Regions from separate parts of the Homo sapiens genome. Here region 2 is linked to region 1. Evidence: read pairs that join two places in POLR2A ChIA-PET (ENCODE). Cell type or tissue: GM12878. All regions are shown on one strand. Links, peaks and the distances in the headings refer to the core of each region. The heading gives the core; the rest is flanking DNA.

Region 1 (5,000 bases), core at 1-5,000:
TAAATGCAGGAAGTAGAAATTATAGGCAAGCTGCAAAAAAAAAAAGTACCTAAATAAAATTGGATTTCAGAATAAATATAAGTAGATTATTAAGGGAAATAGTTTTTCTTCCGTTGGAAATAAAGGCCCTCATGTAAACAAGGCAGACTACTAGTAAAGAGGAAGACAGAAAAAGAGAATACCATAAATTGGAATAATACAGAGAAAATTAAGAATTAAAACCAAACTTGCAAATGTGAAGGAACCTTGGAAGTGATTTTAATTATAGACTCTCTGGATTTTATTTGGCCAGTATTTGATGAACTTTTGAAGATAAAGACAGGATTTACAGAAACATTTTTGCCAATTTAAACAAGAGGGGAAAGGTAGTGCTTTTACAGCAAAACTGTAAGATGAAATCAGGGATACAAACTGTCAAAGTTGAAAAAGTAAAAAAAGAACATAACTGGATCATAAAGAAATAAGATTATGAAAATCTTTATAATAAACAGAAAATGAGCAGAAACCAAGAACCTGTTTTCAAATTGATTTGCCACAAAAAATCTTGATTGACATTTCCACTGGAGGAACTAAAACAAACCAAAGATATAAAAGTAATGCTACTTTTACAGATGCCTGGGTGTGAAGACAGTAAAACAGGCAAAGATAGCAGAATAGATAAAATTCTCACTGATAATAGTGTCTGCAGTGGTGGAGGCATCCCAAAGAAATCATGAGAATAAAGATTCAACTAACTACTCATTGAAGCCCTGAGCATCCTAGCCTAGAAAAACAAGGAATTTCCCTGGTGCCAAATACAAATTAGCAAAAAAAAAAAAAAAAAAAAAAACAGTGAATTAAATCAATAGTTGGTTGGACAAAACATATGTTTCTTTAGCCTAAGTTCACTATTAAAGCTTTTATAACTTAATATAGTATGAATTTTAGTCACACTCTGGAGATCAACACTAAAGACACAAGTAACTAAGAAATCATTTATATGAGTGGAATGTTTGATGTTTGCAATGCTAGAAATATCTTTGGGTGAATTACAGAAAAATAAATTAAGTATGCTAATTTGGAAGAATGCTATGCAGTAGTCAGTTCTAAGATATTATCGATTTTAAAATAATTTACTTTAAAAGTTTCTAACACTGAAATTGTTCCTTCCCACCAAAATTAAATTGTTACAAAAGTTTAGTTTTAAAAAAGATTTCTCTTCTTTCATTATTTATAAGTCAAAGCTATTTGGGAATGTGTGTTAAACAACGACTGAACCAAAATTGGTTGTAATAAAAATGGCTACCATAGTAAAGGAATATGAACATAAAATATCAAACTATTTGAGAACTTCTGGTCAAGATTTTTTTTGTTCCCAGATTCAAGTTCTGAATCCTTTGGTATGGTTCACAGTTGATAGCCACCTTGGAACCTTCTTGTGAATGAGCTGAATGCTAAGGTAAAAGCTGGGTCCACAATAAAAACAGCTGTTTTCAATTGTGGGAAATACAGAAAGCAATACATTTTATCTGATGCACCAACTAAATGCACTACAAGAGAGTATGACTCAGAGCCTGTTCTGGCGATTTTTAAGCTATAAAGTCTGTTTTGGCCGGGCGCTGTGGCTCATGTCTGTAATCCCAGCACTTTGGAAGGCCGAGGCAGGCAGATCACGAGGTCAGGAGATTGAGACCATCTTGGCTAACACGGTGAAACCCCGTCTCTACTAAAAATACAAAAAATTAGCCAGGCGTGGTGGCGGGCACCTGTAGTCCCAGCTACTTGGGAGGCTGAGGCAGGAGAATGGCATGAACCCGGGAGGCAGAGCTTGCAGTAAGCCAAGATAGCACCACTGTACTCCAGCCTGGGCGACAGAGTGAGACCCCGTCTCAAAAAAACAAAACAAAACAAAACAAAACAAAAACTCTGTTTTTTTCTCTAACTAGGCTATTTTTCATAATGCCCAAATGACATCATTCACTGAAATGGAATTCTTCTGGAAATTCCCCTAACTGCACTAACCACACCACAAACAATTTTCTTTCATCTCTGTAGGTTCACACTTCCTTTATAGGCATATCTTTTTTCTATCATGTTTTAAATCTTTTTAAAATTGATACATAATAGTTGTACATATTTATTGGGTACATGTGATATTTTGTTACATGTATAGAATGTATAAGAATCAGGTCAGAGTATTTTGGGTATCCATCACCTTGCGTAGTTATGATTTCTGTGTCAGGAACATTTCAAGTCCTCTCTTCTAGCTATTTTTGAAAAACACAATATTGTGCTGTCACCTATAGTCACCCCACCCTGCTACTGAACATCTGAACTTATTCCTTCTAACTGTTGCATAGGTGTGTCTTATAAACAGCACTAGAGAAATTGTTTGAGATCAGTATATTCTGATCAAAGCTTATACTCTTCAGTTAAAGAGAAAACTCAGTATTCTTTGCTTCAATCTATATGCTTGTACAGTGAATATACTTTTTCCAAAAAAAAAAGGTTTAAGCCTCACTTATTCTTGGAGGACAAAATATTCATCATCACTGAATGCACCAAATAATGTATATAATTTACATGTAGTAAATCATTTATAATAATGTTCCATTGTCTGCTTGTTCTATGACTTGTAAGCTATAAATGCTAAATGAAAATACTCCATTCTACTGCTCTGCCAATTTTAGAATCCAGGTTTGTAAGTTCTGTCATGTGTAGCCAGCCATGAGTCACATATGCTGAAAAACAGGGATGAAATAACTGACATTCCAGGTCAGAAACTCTTGCTCATCCAAGTCAGAAACTCTTGCCCATGAGACCTATTTCATGTCTACCTAACATACATACATAAATTAAATAGAATCACTATCAGGATTGGGAGAAACCAGGAAACCTGGCCTTACTTAAGTGTGTAATTTTACTGTAATTTCACTTGCATCAAGCTGATTTTATAGCTGTTAGTCTGTACAGTACAGAACAGTATATGTTAGAAAAATAAGCTAACTACCATATGCACATAATTTATAAAAGTGATTATAGCTGTTATTCCTTTTAAGTCTTCATAAGATTTAATTTTACAGTGAATATACTTGTTTACTTTAAAAATGCTCAAAGTGATAAGTCAGTTTGATTCCCCATTTTTGAAACAAGGAGAGAAGGGTTAAATGCCTTGGTCCAAGCTACACATTCCAGTGTCCCTAATCTGGTTTCATTTATTTTTCCTGAAATTTATATCAACATGATTTATCAAATATGCCTGTTTTACCCCCAACCAACACTTATGAGGAATCCACTCAATACAAATAGTAAATAACCTTTATTTCTTATTTCATCAATTATCAGTTTGAGATATGTTTTACTTAACAATTTGTATTCTGCTGTATTAAAAAAACTCATTATTCTGGAATAAATTCAGATTTACATAAAAGTTACAAAGATAGTACAGAGAATACTCGTATGTCCTTTACCCAACATCCCCCAATGTTAACATCTTACATAACTACAGTACATTTGTCACAACCAAGAAATTAATATTGGAATAATACTATTAACAAAATTCCAGACTTTGTTTAGATTTAGCCAATTTTTTTCCACTCATGTCCTTTTTTCACTGTCAATCTGGGATATCACATTGTATTTAGTTGTCATGTCTCCTTAGTCTTCTCTGTTCTGTAAAAGCTTCTCAGACTTTCCTTGTTTTTTCAGGTCCTTGATACTTTTTAGTACTGGTCAAGTATTTGTAGAATGCCCTTTATTATTATTATTATTTTTTTTTTCTGCTTAGATTTAACACATTCTATCAGAGAGTACATGATATCACCATGCCTTATCATTGGTGAAGTTAACCTTGAACTTGGTTAAGGTGCTGTCTGCCAGGCCTCTTCACTGTAAAGTTACTGCTTTTCCCTCTTCATACTCTGTTCTTTAAAAGTCAGCAGTCCAGTCCATATTCAAGAAGAGGTAAATTAAGTTCCACCTCCTGAAAGTGTGTTCTACATATATTATTTGGAATTTTTCTGTAAGGAAGATTTGCTTCTTTTCTGCCAAGTATTTATTTAGTCAATCATTTATTTAAATCAACATGGATTTATAGATATTGACTTTATTTTTTAGGTTATAATCCAATCCTCTCATATTTATTTTGTTGCTCAAACTGTCCCAGCTTGGACCACTGGGAGACATTTCAGGATAATAATATCCTGAAGGTGATCAACAATATTGCAATACCTATTATACAGTAGGTAGTTTTGGGAGCATTTTAACATGATACCAAATGTAAAATGAATCTACCTTAAATTTATATATGGAAAAAATCAACTGAAGACCGAGAAGATCACTTAAAAATCATATGTAATTATGTATTTCTTAAACCTTTATACTTCAAAAAGCAACCTGACATCACAGATTGAGAAAATGTAATTACATCTTCAACAGAATGCTATAGAATAACAATGTCATTGTAAGGAAAAAGCAAATAATAAACCAGTCAGAAGTGCTACAAAAGAAAACACTGAGGAAAAAATAGCAAAATGTAAAGGTGTAAGAATTTTAATTGTCTGCATTTCCTAACTTCCATTCCTCAGCCTCCAGAAATCTAACATTTGCCACTATACAAATGGCTCTCAGACACAAGACAAACTAACCGCCAAAGCCAATCATCCACTTTCAGTACTTACCTAACCAATCTCCCATAACACTTGACACTCTTTTTTTTAATTAATTAATTTTTTTTTTTTGAGACGGAGTTTCTCTCCTTGCCCAGGCTGGAGTGCAATGGCGTGATCTCAGCTCACCACAACCTCCACTTCCCAGGTTCAAGCAATTCTCCTGCCTCAGCCTCCTGAATAGCTGGGATTATAGGCATGTGCCACCACGTCCGGCTATTATTTGTATTTTTAGTAGAGATGGGGTTTCGTCATGTTGGTAAGGCTGGCCTTGAACTCCCGACCTCAGGTGATCTGCCCGCCTCAGCCTCCCAAAGTTCTGGGATTACAGGCGTGAGCCACCACGTCCACCCA
Region 2 (8,070 bases), core at 3,032-8,031, 90 kb after region 1:
ATGTTGCCCAGGCGGTCTGGAACTCCTGGGCTCAAGCAATCCCCCCACCTCAGCCTCCCAAAGTCCTGGGATTACAGGGGAGAGCCACCATGCCCAGCCTTTATTTATTTGACTCTTTTTTTGTTTTGTTTTTCACTTTCTTCCTGCAGCATTTTATTTGATTCTTAACAGATGATTTAATCCACTGATATCTCAAAGGACTAACTATCCAATGGAATGCCTGGATGAAACATAGGCACACAGTATCTTTTCCTCGGGGGGGAAAAATTTTTGTCACATAATTGATTCACTTTAGCAGAAAAATAATCATATACCAGGAATTTCTTCAGGAATCTTGAGTCTATCTTAAGAATCTACGGCCGGGCGCAGTGGCTCACGCCTGTAATCCCAGCACTTTGGGAGGCCGAGGCGGGCGGATCACGAGGTCAGGAGATCGAGACCATCCCGGCTAAAACGGTGAAACCCCGTCTCTACTAAAAATACAAAAAATTAGCCGGGCGTAGTGGCGGGCGCCTGTAGTCCCAGCTACTTGGGAGGCTGAGGCAGGAGAATGGCGTGAACCCGGGAGGCGGAGCTTGCAGTGAGCCGAGATCCCGCCACTGCACTCCAGCCTGGGCGACAGAGCGAGACTCCGTCTCAAAAAAAAAAAAAAAAAAGAATCTTGCAGGCCAGGAGTGTTGGCTCACACCTGTAATCCCAGCACTTTGGGAGGCTAAGACAGGTGGATCACAAGGTCAAGAATTTAAGACCAGCCTGGCCAACATGGTGAAACCCCGTCTCTACTAAAGATAAAAAAAAAAAAAAATTAGCCGGGCGTGGTGGCGGGCGCCTGTAATCCCAGTGACTTGGGAGGCTGAAGCAGGAGAATCACTTGAACCTGGGAGGCAGAGATTGCAGTGAGCCGAGATCATGCCATTGCACTCCAGCCTGGGCGAAAGGTTGAGACTCCGTGTCAAAAAAGAAAAAGAATCTTGCTTGAACAACACGTAATATACTGGCTAACAGTATGTTATATCAGTACTAAAAGATCTATATCGAAAAAAGAAAATGCCCAAATTATTAAGTCCTAAGACAGCAAAGCAGGGATCTTGTTTTGTCCATCACTGTATCCCAGTACCTAGAATAGTGCCTGGCACATAGTAAGCACTAAATAAATATATGAAGGCCGGGCACAGTGGCTCACGCCTGTAATCCCAGCACTTTGGGAGGCCAAAGCAGGAGGATTACCTGAGGTAGGAGTTCAAGACCAGCCTGGCCAACATGGTGAAACCCCGTCTCTACTAAAAATACAAAAATTAGCCGAGCGTGGTGGCGCATGCCTGTAATTCCAGCTACTCGGGAGGCTGAGGCAGGAGAATTGCTTGAGCCCAGGAGACGGAGTTTGCAGTGAGCCGAGATCGCGCCACTGCACTCCAGCCTAGCCGACAAGAGTGAGACTCTGTCTCAAAAAAAACAAAAAGAAGTTTTGATAGAAACTACAACAGGGTGGTGTCATGCACTGGTAGTCCCAGCTACTCAGGAGACTGAAACAGGAGAACGGCGTGAACCCGGGAGGCAGAGCTTGCAGTGAGCCGAGATCGCACCACTGCACTCCAGCATGGACAACAGAGCGAGACCCTGACTCAAAAAGAAAAAGCCAAACACGAAAACCTAGGCTAAAATGAAGAGGGAAAATACGAAATTGGAATTCACATGTGAGAAAAGATAAATAGTATGCTAAAAATTGAAAATGGAAAAAATATGTATACAAATAAGGACATTGCTTATATACACTTCAAAAGTGTATTTTACATATTCTTACCTATGAGGGAAGTAATCTGCTTTGCTATATTCTTTTTTGGAAATGAAGAAAATAAATAACTAAAATAATAACAAATACACATTATTTGCTTGCTGCATGGCACACATTATGCTAAACACATTATACATATCATCTCGTAGAATCCGCCAACTCTATGCTATAAATATTATCATTACTATATCACCATATTTTACAGTCAAGGAAACCAAAGATTGTAAGTATTTTGCTCAAAATTACAGTCAATAAGTTAGCAAAACTCAGATCTGAGCCTAATCAATCTGATTTCAGAGTCTATGATCTTAATGACTATTTGGGATTTTCAACAAATTGAGGGGAAATATACCAATGCAGATGCTGAGAGATTCATTCATTATTAAGACAACTAATTATACATTTTTAGATCTGGCTAGATACTTATTATAATCAAGGCCTGATTAACTAGAATGCTGAGTGGGTTACATTCTAGTAAAAATTTTCTGAGTAACTAAAATATAACCAAATATTTTATTGACATTAATCTTTGCTAGAAATTACTTTTATAACAATAGTTTTTTGTCTAAGAAAAGTATTTTGAACATATTTCCATCTTTATTTGATAGAAGATATCTAATTACAAAGGCCAACCTTATATAGCACTGAAGACACAGGAAATCATAAGAGAATGGGTTGAAAATTTACCGATCCAAATTACAGTGCACTCATCCTGCTGTGTCATACGTTCATACGTTTGCAGATGATCTCCCTCTACCTAGAACGCCCTCTCTTAAGTCTGAATGTCTCACACTTATCCTTTAAAGCCTGGCTCTTCCCACTTGTAGGAAGCCACCCTAACCTTTCCTTTCTCACCACAGATTGAATAACTTCCCCACCTTGGACAAAAACATTACATAGTATGTATCGTAGTATGTTTGTTAACATAGGCAAATGTATTACATAATATTACTGTAATATGTTTGTTAACATGCTCCTCCTATTAGAATTTTTTTTTTTTTTTGAGATGAAATCTCACTGTCACCCAGGCAGGAGTGCAGTGGCAAGATCTCGGCTCACCGCAACCTCTACCACCCAGGTTCAAGCAATTCTACTGCCACAGCCTCCCGAGTAGCTGGGACTACAGGCGTGTGCCACTACGCCTGGCTAATTTTTGTATTTTTAGTGGAGATGGGGTTTCACCATGTTGGCCAGGCTGGTCTCGAACTCCTGACCTCGTGATCTGCCCACCTCAGCCACTCAAAGTGTAAGCCACTGCGCCCGGCCCGAGTTTTTTTTTTTTTCCTTTAGAGACAGGGTCTCACTCTGTCACACAGGCTGGAGTAGAGTGGTGCGATTACAGTTTACTGCAGCCTCAATCTCCCAGGCTCAAGTGATTCTCTCACCTCAGCCTCCCAAGTAGCTGGGACCACAGGTGGATGCCACCACACTTGGCGAATTTTTTTTTTTTAATTTATGTATTTACTTTTTGTTTTGGAGACGGAGTTTCACTCTTCTTGCCCAGGCTGGAGTGCAATGGCACAATCTCGGCTCACTGCAACCTCTGCCTCTCGGGTTCAAGCGATTCTCCTGCCTCAGCCTCCCGAGTAGCTGGGATTAAAGGCGTGTGCCCCCACACAGGGCTAATTTTGTATTTTTAGTAGAGATGGGATTTCTCCATGTTGGTCAGGCTGGTCTCAAACTCCCAATCTCAGGTGATCCACCCGCCTCGTCCTCCCAAAGTGCTGGGATTACAGGCGTGAGCCACCATGCCCAGCCTGAATTTTTTATTTTTTTAGTAACCAGGTCTCCTTATGTTGCCCCCAGGCTGGTCTTAAACTCCTGGGCTCAAGCAATCCTCCTGCCTTGGCCTCCCACAGAGCTAGGATTACATCTGAGATTTAAAAAACAAAAACAAAAACAAAAAAAAACACTGTATGTCTTTTCCCCACACCTAAGCACAGAAATGGGTATGGTGGAAGCACTGGAAAAATGTTAGTCAGTGGAGTGAGGAATGAATGAATACAAAACAAACAAATGAATGGCTTGTTAAAGTAAATTAAACTCAGCTGGGTGTGGTGGCTCACACCTGTAATCGCAGCACTTTGGGAGGCTGAAGCGGGCAGATCACCTGAAGGTCAGAAGTTAGAGATCAGCCTGGCCAACATGGTGAAACCCCATCTCTACTAAAAATACAAAAATTTGCCGGGCATGGTGGCATACACCAGTAGTCCCAGCTACTCAGGAGGCTCAAACAGGAGAATCGCTTGAACTCAGGAGGAAGAGGTGCAGTGAGCCGAGATCGTGCCACTACACTTCAGCTTTGGGGACAGAGTGAGAAACCGTCTCAAAAAAAAAAAAAAAAAGAATTAAAGTCTGACCTACAGTTATTTGACTTTCTTCCTCTTAAAATTAAACACACAGGCCAGTGCAGTGGCTCACACCTGTAATGCCAACAGTTTGGGAGGCCGATGCGGGCTGATCACTTGAGGTCAAGAGTTCAAGATCAGCCTGGCCAACATGGTGAAACCCGGTCTCTACTAAAAACACGAAAATTCACTGGGCATGGTGGCTCGCACCTGTAGTCCAAGCTACTCAGGAGGCTGAGGCAGGAGAATCACTTGAACCCAGGAGGCAGAGGTTGCAGTGAGCCGAGATTGCGCCACTGCACTCCAGCCTGGGCAACAGAGTGAGACTCTGTCTCAAAAAAAAAAAAAAAAAAAAAATGGAAAACAAAAAAATGAAAATCTAGGGACTAAAAACTAGACATTTTTTAGCATCTTGTCGCTATGACTAAAAAACTGTAAGAAACCCTTTGTTTCTCTCTTGTGCATTTGAAAAAAGCTGATAAGCTATTCTGAATAGCATAGGAACTGTTCTAAATGTTCAATGCAAACATCGAAAAGCAATGATGTGAACTATTTACCTCATTTCTTCTTAGCTGGCACAGGGAATTCCCTACTGATAAGTAATATGGATTAGAAGTAGATGGTGTAAGTAGTTTAGTTCCAACTATGATCAGATACTTAAAAGTTATATAAACCTAACTATGAAGGAGTAATTCCTCACTTAACAGTGAAAAGAATTTTTAAATACTTAAGTATTTATGGATGAAATTATACAATAACTGGAAGATCTGCTTTAAAATAAGCAAGAGGGGAAGGAGGGACAGGGGCTGGTAGATGTGGAAACAGTGTGTTAACTGTGTTGATAACTGCTGAAGCTGGATGTTGAGTACATGAAGGCTCATTATACTATTCTCTTTATTTCTATATATGTTTGCAATTTGCCACATTAAAGAAATAAAAAGCTGACTGGGCATTGTGGCTCACATTTCTCAGCACTTTGGGAGGCCAAGGTGGGAGGACCACATGAGTCCAAGAGTTCAAGACCATCCTGGGCAACACAGTAAGACTCTACCTGTACATAAAATTTAAAAATTAACCAGATGTGGTGGCACATACATGTGGTGGCACATACCTGTGGTCCCAAACACTTGAGTGGCTAAAGTGGGAGGATCAACTGAGCCTGGGAATTCAAGTTCAGTCTGGGCAACACAGCCAGACCCCAGCTGTAAAAAATTATAAATATAAATATACATATATATACGTGTGTGTGTGTGTGTGTGTGTGTGTGTGTGTGTGTGTATGTGTATATATATATATTTTTTGAGACAGAGTTTCACTCTGTCACCCAGGCTGGAGTGCAGTGGCGTGATCTCAGCTCACTGCAACCTCCACCTCCCAGGTTCAACTGATTCTTCTGCCTTAGCCTCCCGAGTAGCTGGGACTACAGGCACATGCCACCTGCGCCTAATTTTTTATATTTTTAGTAGAGACGGGGTTTCACCACGTTAGCCAGGATGGTCTCGAACTCCTGACCTCGTGATCTGCCCACCTCGGCCTCCCAAAGTGCTGGGATGACAGGTGTGAGCCACTGCACCTGGCCAAAAATATTTTTAAATGAACAAAATTGCCCAGGTGTGGTAGCTCATGCCTATAATTCCAGCAATTTGGGAGTCTGAAGAGGGAGGACTGCTGAAGTTCGAGACCAGTGGGGGCAACACGGTGAGACTCCATCGCTACAAAAAAATTAAAAATTAGCCAGGCGTGGTGGCATGTGCCTGTAATCCCAGTTACTTGGGACAATGGAAGGACTGCTTGAGCCCAAGAGGTAGAGCATGCAGTAAGTTATGCTCGTACCACGGCACCCTAGCCTGGGTGACATAGTAAGACCCTGTCTCAAAAAAATTTTTTTAATTAGATGGAAAAAAGTATACAACCTTGTCATCAACTTGTGTATGTCTGAGGGCAAATGACTAAAGACTATGAAAAGCAAATATAATACTACAATAAAAATTTCATAGATTTCCAAACATGAAAACTTAGCTGTTCAATGAAAAAATACAACTCTGAAATAGCAGTAAGATTATTGGTTAAATTTCTGTCATCACTAGAAGTCATTATTTTATTTATTTATTTTTTTTTTGAGACAGAGTCTCGCTCTGTCACCCAGGCTGGAGTGCAGTGGCGCAGTCTTGGCTCACTGCAAGCTCCACCTCCCAGGTTCACACCATTCTCCTGCCTCAGCCTCCTGAGAAGCTGGGACTACAGGTGCCCATCACCATGCCCGGCTAATTTTGTTTTTTGGGTTTTTTTTTTGTATTTTTGGTAGAGACAGGGTTTCACCATGTTAGCCAGGATGGTCTCGTTCTCCTGACCTTGTGATCCGCCCACCTCGGCCTCCCAAAGTGCTGGGATTACAGGTGTGAGCCACCACGCCCGGCCTAGAAATCATTATTTTAAAGTTAATTTTGATAAATATCACATTCTGCCAATTACAGGCCTGATGAGGCAGTCACTAAAAAAGCGATTTCTAAAACGTGAAATATAAGACTATTATTAACTATGATGACAAGCAATAAGAAAATCTAGCCTCTTCATATGAAAAAATATAAATGAAAAAACACTAAAATTAATTTTAAGGAAAATGATAACAGAAACTAGCAGCATACCTCAAAACAAAACAAAAATGAACTAGTTGCATTTCCACCTCTTGCGGCACCCAGGTTTAAAATACTACATGCTGCTGAAAAGGCTGGCCTAAGCAGATCTCACAGCAGATTATAGTGAGGTTGTATACTACCTTTAAAAGACTCAGATCAATACACATTATTCAAATAGCAATACAAAGTTATTTTAAATGGAGACCACCACCACCACAATCTTACACATAGTAAGACTTCTCCACTGTGTGCTTCCACATTGTCTTGGGCAGAAATGAAGGTGGCCAATTCAATATTAATAAAGCATGGAGGAAGACTCAGAATAAAGACTCAAGTGGAATTGCTAATACTATAAAGACACAGTACCTAGCAAGTTATTAAGAAGTGATGTGCAGGTGCGGTGGCTCACACCTGTAATCCCAACACTTTGGGAGGCCGAGGCGGGTGGATCACCAGAGGTCAGGAGTTTGAGACCAGCCTGACCAACATGGCAAAACCCTGTCTTTACTAAAAATACATAAAAAATAGCCGGGCGTGGTGGCACACACCTGTAATCCCAGCTATTGGGGAGGCTGAGGCAGGAGAATCCCTTGAACCCAGGAGGCAGAGGTTGCAGCGAGCTGAGATCGCGCTGTTGCACTCTAGGCTGGACAACAAGAGCGAAACTCTCTCTCAAAAAAAAAAATTTAAAAAGTGATGTGCTGTATTCTATTTCACAATATAACTCAAGAGTAGAACATGAAAATCCTTTTCCTTTTTTTAAAGAGACAGTGTTTCACGCTATTGCCCAGGCTGGAGTGCAGTAGCACCACCATAGCTCACAGCAGCTTCCAACTCCTGGGTCAAGTAATTCCCCTGTCTCAGCCTCCAGAGTAGCTAGGACTGCAGGTGTTCATTCTAATTTTTTAACTTTCTGTAGAAATGGGGTCTTCCTATGTTGGCCAGGCTGGTATCAAACTCCTGGGCACAAGTGATCCTCCTGGCTCAGCCTCCCAAAGCACTGGGATCATAGGGATAACCCACTATGCCAGGCCCTAGGCCCCTTTTTCTTTTCTTTTTTTTTTTTTTTTGAGAGAGTCACTCTGTCGTCCAGGCTGGCGTACAGTGGTGGATCTCGGCTCACTGCAACCTCCACTTCAGGGATTCAAGAGATCCTCCTGCCTCAGCATCCCAACTGGCTGGGACTACCGGCACACACACCATGCCTGGCTAATTTTTGTACTTTTAGTAGAGACGGGGTTTTGCCACGTTGGCCAGGCTGGTCTCAAACTCCTGACCTCTGGTGAGCCACCCT

What was found. Peaks named below come from ENCODE experiments on the same cell type or tissue, not always from the same donor. Only the 100,000 strongest peaks of a DNase experiment are listed, where the experiment ranks them.
Region 2: POLR2A ChIA-PET joins it to region 1 with 7 read pairs; 7 of 35 experiments call an interaction of 5 or more read pairs at or near these places.

What each region holds. Positions count from the first base shown.
Region 1 is chr1:155,464,484-155,469,483 of GRCh38, forward strand. The region is part of intron 3 of ASH1L (ASH1 like histone lysine methyltransferase); the gene reads right to left. Among named protein-coding and RNA genes, the nearest start is that of ASH1L-AS1, 95 kb to the right of the region's middle. In GM12878, for the core only: no CTCF peak of the experiment used is centred there; DNase peaks (open chromatin) are centred at 1,984 and 2,228; H3K27ac peaks cover 2,358 bases.
Region 2 is chr1:155,551,022-155,559,091 of GRCh38, forward strand. All of the region lies in intron 1 of ASH1L (ASH1 like histone lysine methyltransferase), which reads right to left. Among named protein-coding and RNA genes, the nearest start is that of ASH1L-AS1, 7.0 kb to the right of the region's middle. In GM12878, for the core only: no CTCF peak of the experiment used is centred there; no DNase peak of the experiment used is centred there; H3K4me3 peaks cover 87 bases.